3 separate regions of the Mus musculus genome follow, and regions 2 and 3 are each linked to region 1. A link is a contact called in ENCODE Hi-C or POLR2A ChIA-PET data. All regions are on one chromosome and are shown on one strand. The core of a region is the stretch at or near the end of the contact, and the rest is flanking DNA. Distances in the headings are between cores, read along the strand shown.

Region 1 (4,034 bases), core at 1,074-3,573:
TTTACATGTTCCTGATCTAAGCTAATCATCACTACAAATACTGCTATATGTGTACTGGCTAAACACCTACATTTATCTGACATATACATTAACTTTCCACAGGGAATACAAACCTGAAACAGACATTTTAATTAAAAGGAGTAGTAGACATTTAAACTTACAAATTTACTATTTAAGAACCTAACTGGTACTTAAACTTTATCAAAGTTCTGTGTGGTAGGGCACAGGGACACACAATAATCCTAGCATTTGGTCAGAAGTTCCTGTCTTAACCCCTAGAACCCATCCCCAAAGAGTAAATAAACAAAAGATGTTATCAAAGCACAGCAACTCAGAAGACTGATCACATTTTAAAATCTAAAATATCAGAAGTGGAAAAGAAGCTTATCTAAAGAAAGAATATAAAACCACTCACTGTGGTTTTTTTTTTTTGGGGGGGGGGGACAGTCATTGAATTTCTTTAAACTAACAAAGGTTAATTAGGTTTCCAGAATTTACCAAGACTTAAAAGCCAATATTCCCCCTTAAAAGATTACCTACTAGTCATTCTAGACGCTTTGCTCTTAATTTTCTTTCAAAGTATTTCCAGCTTAGAGCTTCTTTCTGGGTGCTATAGGTCATCTGAGGTAGATTTAAATCCCAAATTTGGTCTTATTCATTTGATGGTGCTGGGGACTATATCCAGGGGCCTGGACATGCTAAGCCAGTGTTCTACCTGGGGCTGGACCCCACCTTGAGGGCTGAATTTTTAAATCCACAGTTGTCAATGGATAAAATGACTAATAGTTTATTCTCCACTTAGGTTTATAACTTACAAGAATCTCAGTGTGCTACTGAGATTCAGTGAAGGCAGAAACAAAACCAATTACAAAAGTTAAAATGTCTGCCCCTTTTTCAAATGTTACTGTCACTTCCAATCAAAGGAGGTAAGGAATCCAAATGGGACCATCAAAGAGAGAAACAATGGGCTTGTCTCCATGTCAGAAATGCATGCTAAATTTACTGATGTTAACTTCTAACTACTCTTTGGACTCTGCTGGAAACAGTGCTTCTCCTATTTGTCCCATGCACTGTTAATCGTGTAGTTTTCATACAATTTTCACTTCCAATTCTTCCCTCAGATCATTCCCCATCCTCTGACTAAATGACAATAATTAACTGTCCCTAAAGCACAACACCGTCTTAAATACACACGCTGCAATTTAAGGTCTAAATGTTCAACACCAAGTCGAGAGCTTTTGAAGGGAGCCTAGTCATTAAATTAAGGGTGATTTTATACTTGGGAAAAACAGGCTCAGGAAAAAAATTATCCAATGGGCTAAAAAAGGCCCTTAAAAGTTTCCTTCTGCCGGGCGTGGTGGCTCACCCCTTTAATCCCAGCACTCTGGAGGCAGAGGTAGGCGAATTTCTGAGTTCGAGGCCAGCCTGGTCTACAAAGTGAGTTCCAGGACAGCCAAGACTATACAGAGAAACCCTGTCTCAAAAAAAAAAAAAAAAAAAAAAAAAAAAAGTTTCCTTCATTCAACCCTGAGACTTGAAATCACAGTAAACTCGACCTAAAGGTATTCTGAGCGTCGGCAGCTAATCAGTGATGGCTGGAACTGGGGGCTGCCAACTCCCAACCTCGATTTCCCCACAGTAAAATTGACTACAACTGTCTGCTGTTAGGGTGTGCGGGCGCGGGGGCAGAGGATCATCTTAGGATACCCTGGTTTTATATAAGGAATGGGGCATAGTTCCCAGATTCTTTGTGTCTACTCGTGAAGCGGCTACTTGACAGCACCAGCTTAAGGTGGCCCCCGACTGGACGCATCCTTGAGGGCCAGGTTCCCCTCAGCGAAGGGAGACCTCCACATTTCGGGACTGGCCCACCTCCCCAGGACGGGTGAACCGTGGGAGGCGGTGGAGTAACGCCGACAGAGAAGACGTGCCCGTCAAGGCCATCGCCGCCCAGCCTTGCCCAAGCCCTGGTCTCGGGCCGCCAAACCCCAGCCCGGTCACTGAGCCGCGTGGGGCGGCACGGAGCTGAGAGGCCATTTGCTGCGCTGCACTGCGCTGAGCCCCGAAGGACCGGGAGGGGAAGGCCAGAGAGGGGCACGCATTAGTTCCACAGCTCCGCGGGCGAGGCGGAGAGGGGAAGGGGTCCCCCGGCCGCGGGACAGCTCGGGGTCCGTCACACACATACTCACTGCCGCGGCCGCGACCAGGAAGCACCAACCAGGAACCGAAACGCGTAGAGGAACGGGGAGGGGCGAGGACAAATGAGGTAAGGAAGCCGCGTCCGCGCGGACTCCAGGGAGGAGAAGGTACTTCCGGGGAAAACAGAGCTCTTGGGAGCTGTCCTTCCGCCCAACCCGCGAGTCCTCCGAGCGCATGCGTAACGCTTATTAACCCTTTGTTTTCTCCGCCTATAAACTTTGTGTTTGGTTTTGTTCTTTTTTTCTTCATCCTTCCTTTCGAAAAGAAATCTCGGCTGAAAAAATTATGGTGCATATTTTTATCTTATGAGTTATACTAAATAGAAGCTACTTGAAGGGCAAAAGTAAGTGCGAGTTCACTTACTCCCGTGTTGGAAAGAAAACTACAATTCCCATGATACCTTGGTCCGGTCGGCAGGGGCTGTCTCTTTTCTAGCTCTGGGTGACGCCCTCGTAGTAACACGTGGCGCAGAGCAAATCGGCCCCTTTTCCGGGTGGAGGTCAGAGTTAGTAGGGGATTTAGGGTTAGTAGGTGACTTCGGAGAGGGACCTTGATAATGCCAGCGCGGGAAGAGGCATTTTTGAGAGTGTCTGGTTTGGGTTTTGGTTTTTCCGCTAGTGGGAATAGTGACCGCACGGCTTTTCTCACCTTAGGTTGTAAAGTGCACTCGGAGGTGCTTCCGCCTTGTTAACTGTTTGTGAACCGTGAAGAGCTGCACTCCTGCAACACGGAGTAAATGCTGTTCTTTCTGGTACTAGGAGACGGTGTTCACGGCCTCCAGCATTGGTTCCCTTGGTCACACCTTTAAGAAAAAACAAAAAAACAAAAAAACTTTAATTATGAGGTTGGACGTGTAACCCAGTTGGTAAAGTGCTTGCTTACCGCATAGAAGGCCCTGGGTTCATTTTTAAGTTCCACCACATAAGCAGCCTAGTACAGAGGAGGTGGAAAAAGGAAAATAAGGAATTCAAGTTCATCCTTAGCAACGTGGAGCAGTCAAAGATAGCCTGAGCTACTTAAGACCTTGTCACAGTCAAACACAAACAAACATAAGTTCATCTAAGCAACTTTACAAATACCGAATTAGGTACTGACAACATCCCTGATAGATGAGTTTGATTTTAAATCTTTTTGCCAACATTTATTGAACATATTAGAGCCAAGCTGTCAGCCTTCTACGTTATTAGAAAACTAAGCTTATATTTACTTAAACTAAATTATAGGGGGGTTGGGGGAAGAGTTTCAGGAAAATGTCAGGCTGTTCTAGAAAGTCCAGATAAAGTAGAAGAATTTTAAGGTCTTGTTACAGTATTAGGAGTTTGAAAATAATTACAAAATTCGATTAGCATTATGGTTATGTGCTAGGAAAGAAAGGGACAAGACACTATAAAAAGGCAAAATTGAAAAACCTATTTGGGGGATAGAAAAAGTGGTATAGAAGTAGGTCACATGTTTGGACAGTTCAGGGAATATGTGCCAAAGGAATGCTGTGTGTGTGTTTGTGTGTGTGTATGTGTGTATTAAAAGACTGAATTTTTAATCAAGGGCCATAATAACTCCTCTTAGTATATTGTTAGCTTACAGGTGATTTCACTAGACTCCTCCCAGGGACCGAGCAAGGGATTAGAGGACCTATAAAAGGACTGCTGGCCACCCGGCTCTCTGTGTGTTCCATAATCTCATATGTCCTCTCCTTTTTCTTTTTTCCCCTCCCCCCTCTCTGTTTTCAGAGTTCCCTCTCCCCCGTCTGTCCTCAGAGGTCCCCCTACCTCTTGCCCTCGTGGCCCCTGCCTGCCTCTATACCCTTTCCTACCCTGTCCCAGGTCCTCAGTCCT
Region 2 (4,034 bases), core at 750-3,249, 460 kb after region 1:
ACTTCTTCACAGATTCCTCCCTACGGACTTTTAAAATGTCCAGTTCCTAGGAAAAGACTTGCACAAACACTAAATCCTTTTTTTTTTCTGACTACCCTCTTCCCTGAAATCACACCATGTCTTTGAGTATCACCACTGTAAGGCTAGATTATATCATCTTCAAATCCAGGGAAGATCATTTTTGCTACTATTACAAAAACTAGCTGGGCAGAGGTAACATCTTTAGTCCCAGCACTTGGGAGGCAGAGGCAGGTGGATCTTTGACTTCAAGGCCAGCCTGGTCTACAAAGTGAGTTCCAGGACAGCCAGGGCTACACAGAGCAACCCTGTCTCAAAGCCTCAGCCCACCCCACCCCACCTCCCCCCAAAAGAGACTAGTGATTAGATCATGTTGTAGGTATAAAGCTGGGTCTAAATAACTGTACACATCCCGTTTACCTTCTAGAAATTGGAATACAGAAAGCAAAAATATGATATCTCAGAACTCCTCTAGTTGGTGAAGAAATGGGGTATATGCAATAGAGACACTTTTCTGAAAAAAATAAGAAATTAGCTAGATATTGGGAAATTTGTGATTCTATTAGATAACTGTGGTACATGCCTTTATACCAGCACTCAGGAACAGAGGCAGGTAGGTGCATCTCTGTGAGTTAGAGGCCAGCTTGGACTATACAGTGAGTCCTCATAAAAGGCAAACTGAGGGTATTTTGCTACCAGTATGGTGTTATTTGAGCCATGCTATCACTTACTACAAAACACATTAACTTGCCTCTCGTGCTCATTGACACTGATCTGGTCATTTCAGATGAGAGTGCAGAATGGCTTACAACCTGGCCTTAGAATACAGTTGAGTGGCGGCACCCTTCTGCTCCTTTGCGGAGATTTCTGAGAGCAGCAATAGAGGCATTCATTCCCAAAAGCATTTAGGGACTAACCTGTCCATCTAGTTGGTTCATAATAGATAAAAGGGACAGAGCCACTGTTTCCACGAAGGTGTTTAAGAAGAAACAGAAGCCAAAACATGAACAAAAGTTGGGACTAAATTCTCTAGCCAACGTTTCAGACCCCTCTGAAACCCTCTCTTCCTCCTCCTCCATTAACCACAGAAATCTACCTAAGGTGAGACTAGAACACTCACTACCTCACCTTAGTGTGAGCTCCTGCCTTGGGATGAGAAGCAGGGAACTGCTCCCCTCCACACCCTTCTTGGCAGGAGCCACCTGGCTCCTCCATTTACTGCTATAGCCTCTGGGCGTCCTTACAATACGAGTCTCGGGCCACTTGCTTTAGAGGTGCAAGGTGAGGAAGGATTTGGGCTCTACAAAGGGGTTACACACATTTCTCTTTTAACTGGAATACCCCAGAAAACTGAGTTGAAAAGTGTAAGTGCCTCAAAGCCCATCTCTGAATCGCTTTTGCAGACAGTCAAAAGCACTGAAACAGAACTGGAAATTCCCATTATGGGAGCCTCCGGGGCGTCAAATGCTCTGTCAAACTTTATCAATTACCCGCTGAGCGGGGAATGGGGAGTGGGGAGCGCTCACGCCTGTATCTCCTGCGCTCAGGAAGGTAAGGCAGGAGGATCCAGAATTCAAGGACCACTTTGGCTACAAAGTGAGTTCGAGACCAGTGAGTTCAAGACGCAAGATACATCTCAGAACCCGAGACAAAAAAAAAAAAAAAAAAAAAAAAAAACTACCATCCACCATCTGTGAAAGCCAGGGTCGAAAAACCTAGACGTTCTCACAGAGAACAGTGCTGATGGGTGGAACCCCAGGGAAACTCCGTCTCCCGGCCACGCCCCACGAGGCCCAGAGTGCGGCCCGAGGACGGAAGAACTGACCTGAAGGGCAGCGGGCCCAGCAAGGACCGAACAGGACCGAACAGGACAGAAGGTGAAGCAGCCGGCTGCAGAGTCTAGCAAAGCCGGAACAAGTCGGTGGGAATTTCTGCAGGATTCAAGTTCCAGCAGCTTCCGCCCGCCAAAGGAATCAAACCTCGCGGGCCGGAAGAGGCGGGGCCCAAGGGAGCCCAGTCCCAGGGAGGTGGGGCGGGGCCGGGAGAAAACTGGGCGGAGCGATGGTGGGGCGGGGCGAGATAGGCTCAAACTTTTGATGGGATACTAAATGTGTAGGATGTCAAATGCTCAGGATCGGTGATGGTGAAGACTTTAAGATACTGACTTAAGCCTCAGTACATGGGAACGCCAGGGCCAAGAAGTGCGAGTGGGAGGGTAGGGGAGTTGTGGGGGGGGGAGGGTATGGGGACTTTTGGGATAGCATTGGAAATGTAAATGAAGAAAATACCTAATTTAAAAAAAAAAAAAAGATACTGACTGAAGACTTAAGGCCTTGCCTCCTTCTTTCTTTTTTTTTAAGAATATTTTTATTTTTTTAAAAATACCATTATTCTTCGACACTTTCATACACGTATACAATGTATGTTGATCATATCCACTTTATTCTCCCTTCTTGCTCCCCACACCACCCAAAACCCTCTCTCATCTTCACTTCCTTTTTTTTTTTTAATAGTTTGCCTTTACTAACTGCAGTGTGCATATCTCATAGGGACAAGGAAATTTTTTCCAGAAGACATTGACTTGCTAAGTTTTCATATTTTAATCCCAGCACTTTGGAGGCAGAGGCAGGCAGATTTCTGAGTTCGAGGCCAGCCTAGTCTACAGAGTGAGTTCCAGGACAGCCAGGACTACACAGAGAAACCCTGTCTCGAAAAACAAAAACAAAACAAAAAAAAAAAGTTTTCATATAATTAAGTTTTTTATGTTCTTAATTTTTCATTACATTCATTTATTCGAGTGCGTGCTTGTGGGAAGGGGGGCACGTGTCACTTCACACCTGTGGCAGTTAGAGGACAACTTTCAAGAGTTGGTTCTCTCTTGCCACCTAATGGGTCTAACTAATCAAGTCAAGCTGTCAACTTGGTACCAATTGCCATTACCCATTGACCCCTCTTTCCCCTGATCTTTTTCCCCCTTCTGGTTCATGGGAGGGCTCTCCCTGGCCTTGGCTATTCTAAGCAAGAGCTCTAACATTGTGCCACTTTTCCCTGTGCATCTCATAATTCTTACTAAAATCTGTTGCTATAAGTTATAAAACCTTAGGAACTAAATTAACTACCCATCAAGATGCTAGCAATGTGGCTCATGGGTAAAGATACTTGCCACCAGCCCTGAAAACCTAAATTCAATCCCCAGAAATCTGACTTCCTCATTTACCCCTCCCTGCAAACAAATACAGAAATGATTTTTGGAAAAAAAGAAAAAGAAAAAAGAAAGAAAGAAAAATTCAATGCGCCATAAACACCCAGTATGCCAATAGAAGTATTTTTCATCATAGCATCCCTATTATACCTAGTCATGAGCTTGGTCATTATAAAACTTACATAGGTTGCATGAGTTAAATTGTAGTGACAGCCCAAACCAGAAAAATATTAGAGCCGGGCGTGGTGGCACACACCTTTAATCCCATCGCTCAGGAGGCAGAGGCAGGCTGATTTCTGAGTTCGAGGCCGGCCTGGTCTACAAAGTGAGTTCCAGGACAGCCAGGGCTACACAGAGAAACCCTGTCTCGAAAAAAAACAAACAAACAAAAAGAAACCCTGTCTCAAAAAATATATATATTAGGAGTTACAACCATGGGGAAGAAAAAAATAAAGATGCATATGTATTTGCATCTTTATAATTATTTGACACTCAGCAGTTAATTCACATCTTCATGGACTGTCTGGTTTTGAAAGTAGCTACCAAAGAGACAGAGGGTACCAATGTACAGAGCTTTTTAGTGAGCCCTCCCCACAGATAATCATAAAGCAGAATACAACATGGGGCGTGCCCTAGTGCAATTTTGTTGAACCTGTATCAATGGACACATTTAGAGTCCCAATCTCTTTCATGAAGCCTGTCCAAGGGCAGGCTTTTAGAAACCTATTTCATAGATGAGCTTGTGTTTGCTAATGGTTCCATCACCATTTATTGATGACATACTGCCCCTTCTCACACACTTCTACAAAGGAAC
Region 3 (4,034 bases), core at 993-3,492, 260 kb before region 1:
AGTATGTATGTAATGAGATATAATGTTGATGTGTTGAGAGTGCTTTGCCTTTATGCACACATGCATGCCTTATCTATGACGTGCCCACAGGAACCAGGAGTGGGTGTTGTGTTCTCAGGAACTAGAATTATAGACAGTTGCTACCTCCATGTGGGTTCAGGGATTGAACCCCGGTCCCCTGGAAGTGCTCTTTAATGCTGAGGCACCTCTCCAGCCCAGTATGTATGTCATGAAAGAGCGACTTATTTGGGAGGGAGGCAAGGGACCAGCAGGAGGGGGATATGGGGGAGGGCAGTGGGCAGAAGGCAGTGGGAATACAGATGAAAATAGCAGTTCTTGAATAAGCAGCACAACGAACTATACAGTGAGGTCTTGGTCTCCTAGCACTTATAGGTACCTAACTGATCCTATACATAACTGCCTTGTGACCTTTCTGACGTTAGCTCGTCCTATGAGGGCTGGCTTCCCATCGCAGCCAAGCTTTTCTTCTCCCTCGTTCACTAGGGCACCAAACATCTGCTATCAAATCGTCCCTCATTCCCATTCACCCTTCTCAGGAAGGCATTCAGACAAGCTGAGACTTGTTTCCTACAGAGCTCCCTCCCCAGGCCCTAAACACTCCCTTAGACCCCAAGCTAGCTCTACTGTATGCCTGTACTACTTGGTGAATTTGAGTCTCTGGAAAGCAGACCGGTCTTAACCCTGGCATCTACCCGGGAGAGACCAGAGATGCTAGTAAGCATCCTGTGGAGCTGGGTGGTGGTGGCACAGGCCTTTAATCCCAGATCCCTGCACTCAGGAGGCAGAGACAGGTAGATCTCTAAGTTCAAGGCCAACCCGAGCTGTACAAAGAAACCTTTGAAAAAACAAGCAAACAAACAAACAAAAAAACCATCACTCTGGGGTCACATTTGATTCACAAGCATCTGTAACCCCAGTTCTAGGGGATCCAATGCCCACTTCTGGCTTCCACTAGCTACACACACATTGTACATAGACAAAAATGAACAACACCCATACACATAAAATAGGGTTGAAGCTGAGCTCTGAACAGTGACCTCCCTAAGAGGTGCAAATCCCATGAAGATGCTTCCTTAGCCTGCGGCATGAGGACATGGTGAACGTTCAATAAGGTCATGTAGGGGGACAACTTATGAAGCCAGGGGTGGGTGGTGCTGCACACCTTTAATCCCAGCACTACGGAGTCAGAGACAGGTGGTGATTCTCTGAGTTCAAAGCCAGCCAGGTCTATATAGTAATTTCCAGGATAGCCAGGGCTACAGGAAGAAACCCTGTCTGGAAAGATAAAGCCCATATAAGTGAAAAGCCCAAAATCTTGCTCCTCAGTGGGGCCAGAGTCTCATTTGCTACTCCTCCTTTCCTCCCCCCCAGGCCAGGTCTCCCATGTCTGCCCACACCAAGAACCTTTTGAGGTCTGCAGAGCCCAGACCATCTGTACCAGCAAGCACTTACCACGATCCGGTGACTCCTCTGCCTGGGGTTTACTAAGTCGGTGCTGTTGTACAAGGTGAAGCGCATGTCGCCCGGATTCTGCAGCTTCCCATTGGAGAACTGGACTGTAAGAGTGTAAGCCAAGAATAAGAGGCGAGGACCAGCAGGGTATGGATGGGGAGACCTGCACTGTGGCTGGACGCCGGTAGTGAAGGCAAGGGAGCTTAAGTCCGACTTTCGGGGGGCGGGGGGGTATGAAGAAAGCCCTGGTCCAGTTCTAAAGAGGGAGATGGAGGAGGGGAGGGGAAGTGACCTCTGGGCAGGGGTTGTGACAAAAGAGAACGACTGAGGAAATGCCATTAACTGGCAAGAGAGGAAACTCTGCTCCGTAGAGGGGGGAAAAGGGCAAATGAGAGAGCTGTGGAGATGTCAGGTCCCTGGGCACTGCCCTGAGACGAGTCCGAAGTGGTGACGATAGATGAATGCGGAGGGAAAAGGTGATGGTGGCAGGGAACCTGTCCCGGCTGCAGGCAGTGGGCTACCGTGGTACCCAGACAGAAGCGGAAAGGATTACGCGGAACTCCGCTCCGGGTCGGCGGTCTTTACCCAGCACAGCTTTCTGCCTGTCGTCGGGCTCTCCACAGTACAGCCACCTTGCACTCTGTAGCGCCTCTGTCTCCGTGTCTCCAGCCTGGTCATCCATCCCAGGAGACTCCAGAGTAGCCATGAGCTCGCCGGTTCACACGCGGACTCAAAAACCGGAAGTGACATTCTAGGCCCCGCCCAGGGTACACCAGCAGTAAGGCCACGCCCCTCACTGGATCGCGTCCCCGCCCACTCTTTGGTTCTTTCCCTTGAGGATCACACCCTCCCCCTTGCAGGAGGATGCAGTAACTCCCCTTTCGTCTCGGACCTCCAGGAGAGCAGCTTCACTTTTGTGTTGTATTGCTCACCGCAGGCTCTAAGCTGTGGGACCAGTCACACCAAAATCTCCAGAACTGTGAACCAAAATAAAAGAAACCGTTCCTCTTTATGAGCTGTCTTCATTTTGTGTTGTTATTGTCGTTTAAGGCCGGCTATCACCATGTGTGTAATCCTGGTTGGTCTGGAACTCATTCTGTGAAACATAATGGCCTCAAATTCACGGAGATTAGACCACCAGCTTTGTCTCACATATTTTGTTAAGGTAATAGAAAAAAACTGACTAATGTAGGGTTTCTCCCTGAGTAATTTCAATGCAGCCACCCAAATAAGAGAGCTAACAGTGATTCAACCATGTAATCTTGTAGTATTCAATTTCCCCAACGGCCTTGATACTGCCTTTTCAGCTAAAAGAGCCTGTCAGAAACCGTGTTGCAGCCTTACACTTGTAATCCCAGCATTTAAGAGCAGGGCTGCCATGAATTTGAGGCAAGTTCAAGTGAGAACTGTCACACATACACACAAATTATACTTTGCTTCTAGCTGTCACAACTCTTTGGTTGGAAGGTTACACTTTCTTTGACTCTACCCAGTGATTTTCTATTGATTCTTTCCAGAAAGGAAAAAAGAATATAAAAGGACTTAGTTAACTAATTAGTCATCCCCCCTTCTGTCAGAATCTTTTCCATACTCAGTTTATTTGAGGTTAGTAATGAATGGTAGAGCCTATTAGAAACATTTCACTTTTTAAATTATTAATTTATTTGGGTCCCAAGAGGGAATGTATGGTAAAGCAAAACTGCTCATCTGGTGGTCAAGGATGAAAGGAGGAAGAAGGGACTGAGGTCTCTGTTCCTTTTGGGCTCAGGTTGTCTTCAAACTCCACTTGTTCTGTGCCTGAGGGTGACTCCCCATCCTCTTGCCAAGTGCTGAGATTACATACACACACCATCACACCCAGCCAGAAAGAAAGTTTATTTCATTTCTTTCACTTCTGCACCTCCAACTCCTGAAAGGTCCTGTAAAAAAAAAAAGTGGGGGGGGGGGGGACCTCAGCAAATGTTGAGTGAGAGGTCTGGAAAAAGCTCAGTGGATAAAGGCACTTGCTACCAAGTTTGATGGTCTTCCTAGGACCCACCTGGTGGAAGAAGAGAGCTTACTCGGTAGCATACATCTGCATGCACACACAAAATAAATCAATGTAAAATAAAATTTAAAAATGAGCGAATGAAGGAAAGGGTAGGTAATAGAGTAGACCAGGTCATCAATCCTTGGAGCCTAACTAAGTCAGGGAGCGCACCTCAGAAATACTAATGTTCTTGCAACAAGTTAGCATAGGGTTTATACATAATAGATACTATGTATATGTTCACTGGCTACATAAAAATGGACACTTGTATGGAAGTTAAGAGGTGCCAAAGAGGGCTGGAGAGATGGCTCAACCGGTAAGAGCACTGACTGCTCCTCTGAAGGTCCTGAGTTCAAATCCCAGCAACCACATAAGCTCTGATGCCCTCTTCTGGTGTGTCTAAAGACAGCTACAGTGTACTTCCTTATAGTAATAAATAACTCTTTGGGCTGGAGCAAACGGGGCCAGCAAGAGGAGCAAGCAGAGGTCCTGAGTTCAATTCCCAGAAACCAAGTGATGGCGTCTCGACCCC

The links. Hi-C counts contacts between places; a loop is a spot of excess contacts on that map. ChIA-PET counts read pairs that join two places held with the same protein, here RNA polymerase II (POLR2A).
Region 2: POLR2A ChIA-PET joins it to region 1 with 10 read pairs in Patski. The contact joins the promoter of Melk here to the promoter of Zcchc7 in region 1. POLR2A ChIA-PET finds 5 or more read pairs at or near these places in 2 of 5 experiments (Patski and embryonic stem cell).
Region 3: a loop to region 1 is called in a map of left cerebral cortex, with 4 times the contacts of the local background. The contact joins the promoter of Polr1e here to the promoter of Zcchc7 in region 1. A Hi-C loop is called at or near these places in 1 of 37 maps with a recorded cell type or tissue (left cerebral cortex). POLR2A ChIA-PET finds 5 or more read pairs at or near these places in 4 of 5 experiments (Patski and embryonic stem cell).

Annotation. Positions count from the first base shown.
Region 1 is chr4:44,754,848-44,758,881 of GRCm38, reverse strand. It overlaps Zcchc7 (zinc finger, CCHC domain containing 7), which reads right to left and starts at 2,323. Exons shown (of 9, transcript NM_138590.4): 1 at 2,190-2,323.
Region 2 is chr4:44,298,882-44,302,915 of GRCm38, reverse strand. It overlaps Melk (maternal embryonic leucine zipper kinase), which reads right to left and starts at 1,999. Exons shown (of 18, transcript NM_010790.2): 1 at 1,844-1,999.
Region 3 is chr4:45,016,817-45,020,850 of GRCm38, reverse strand. It overlaps Polr1e (polymerase (RNA) I polypeptide E), which reads right to left and starts at 2,242. Exons shown (of 12, transcript NM_022811.3): 1 at 2,059-2,242; 2 at 1,474-1,577. The coding sequence starts at 2,179.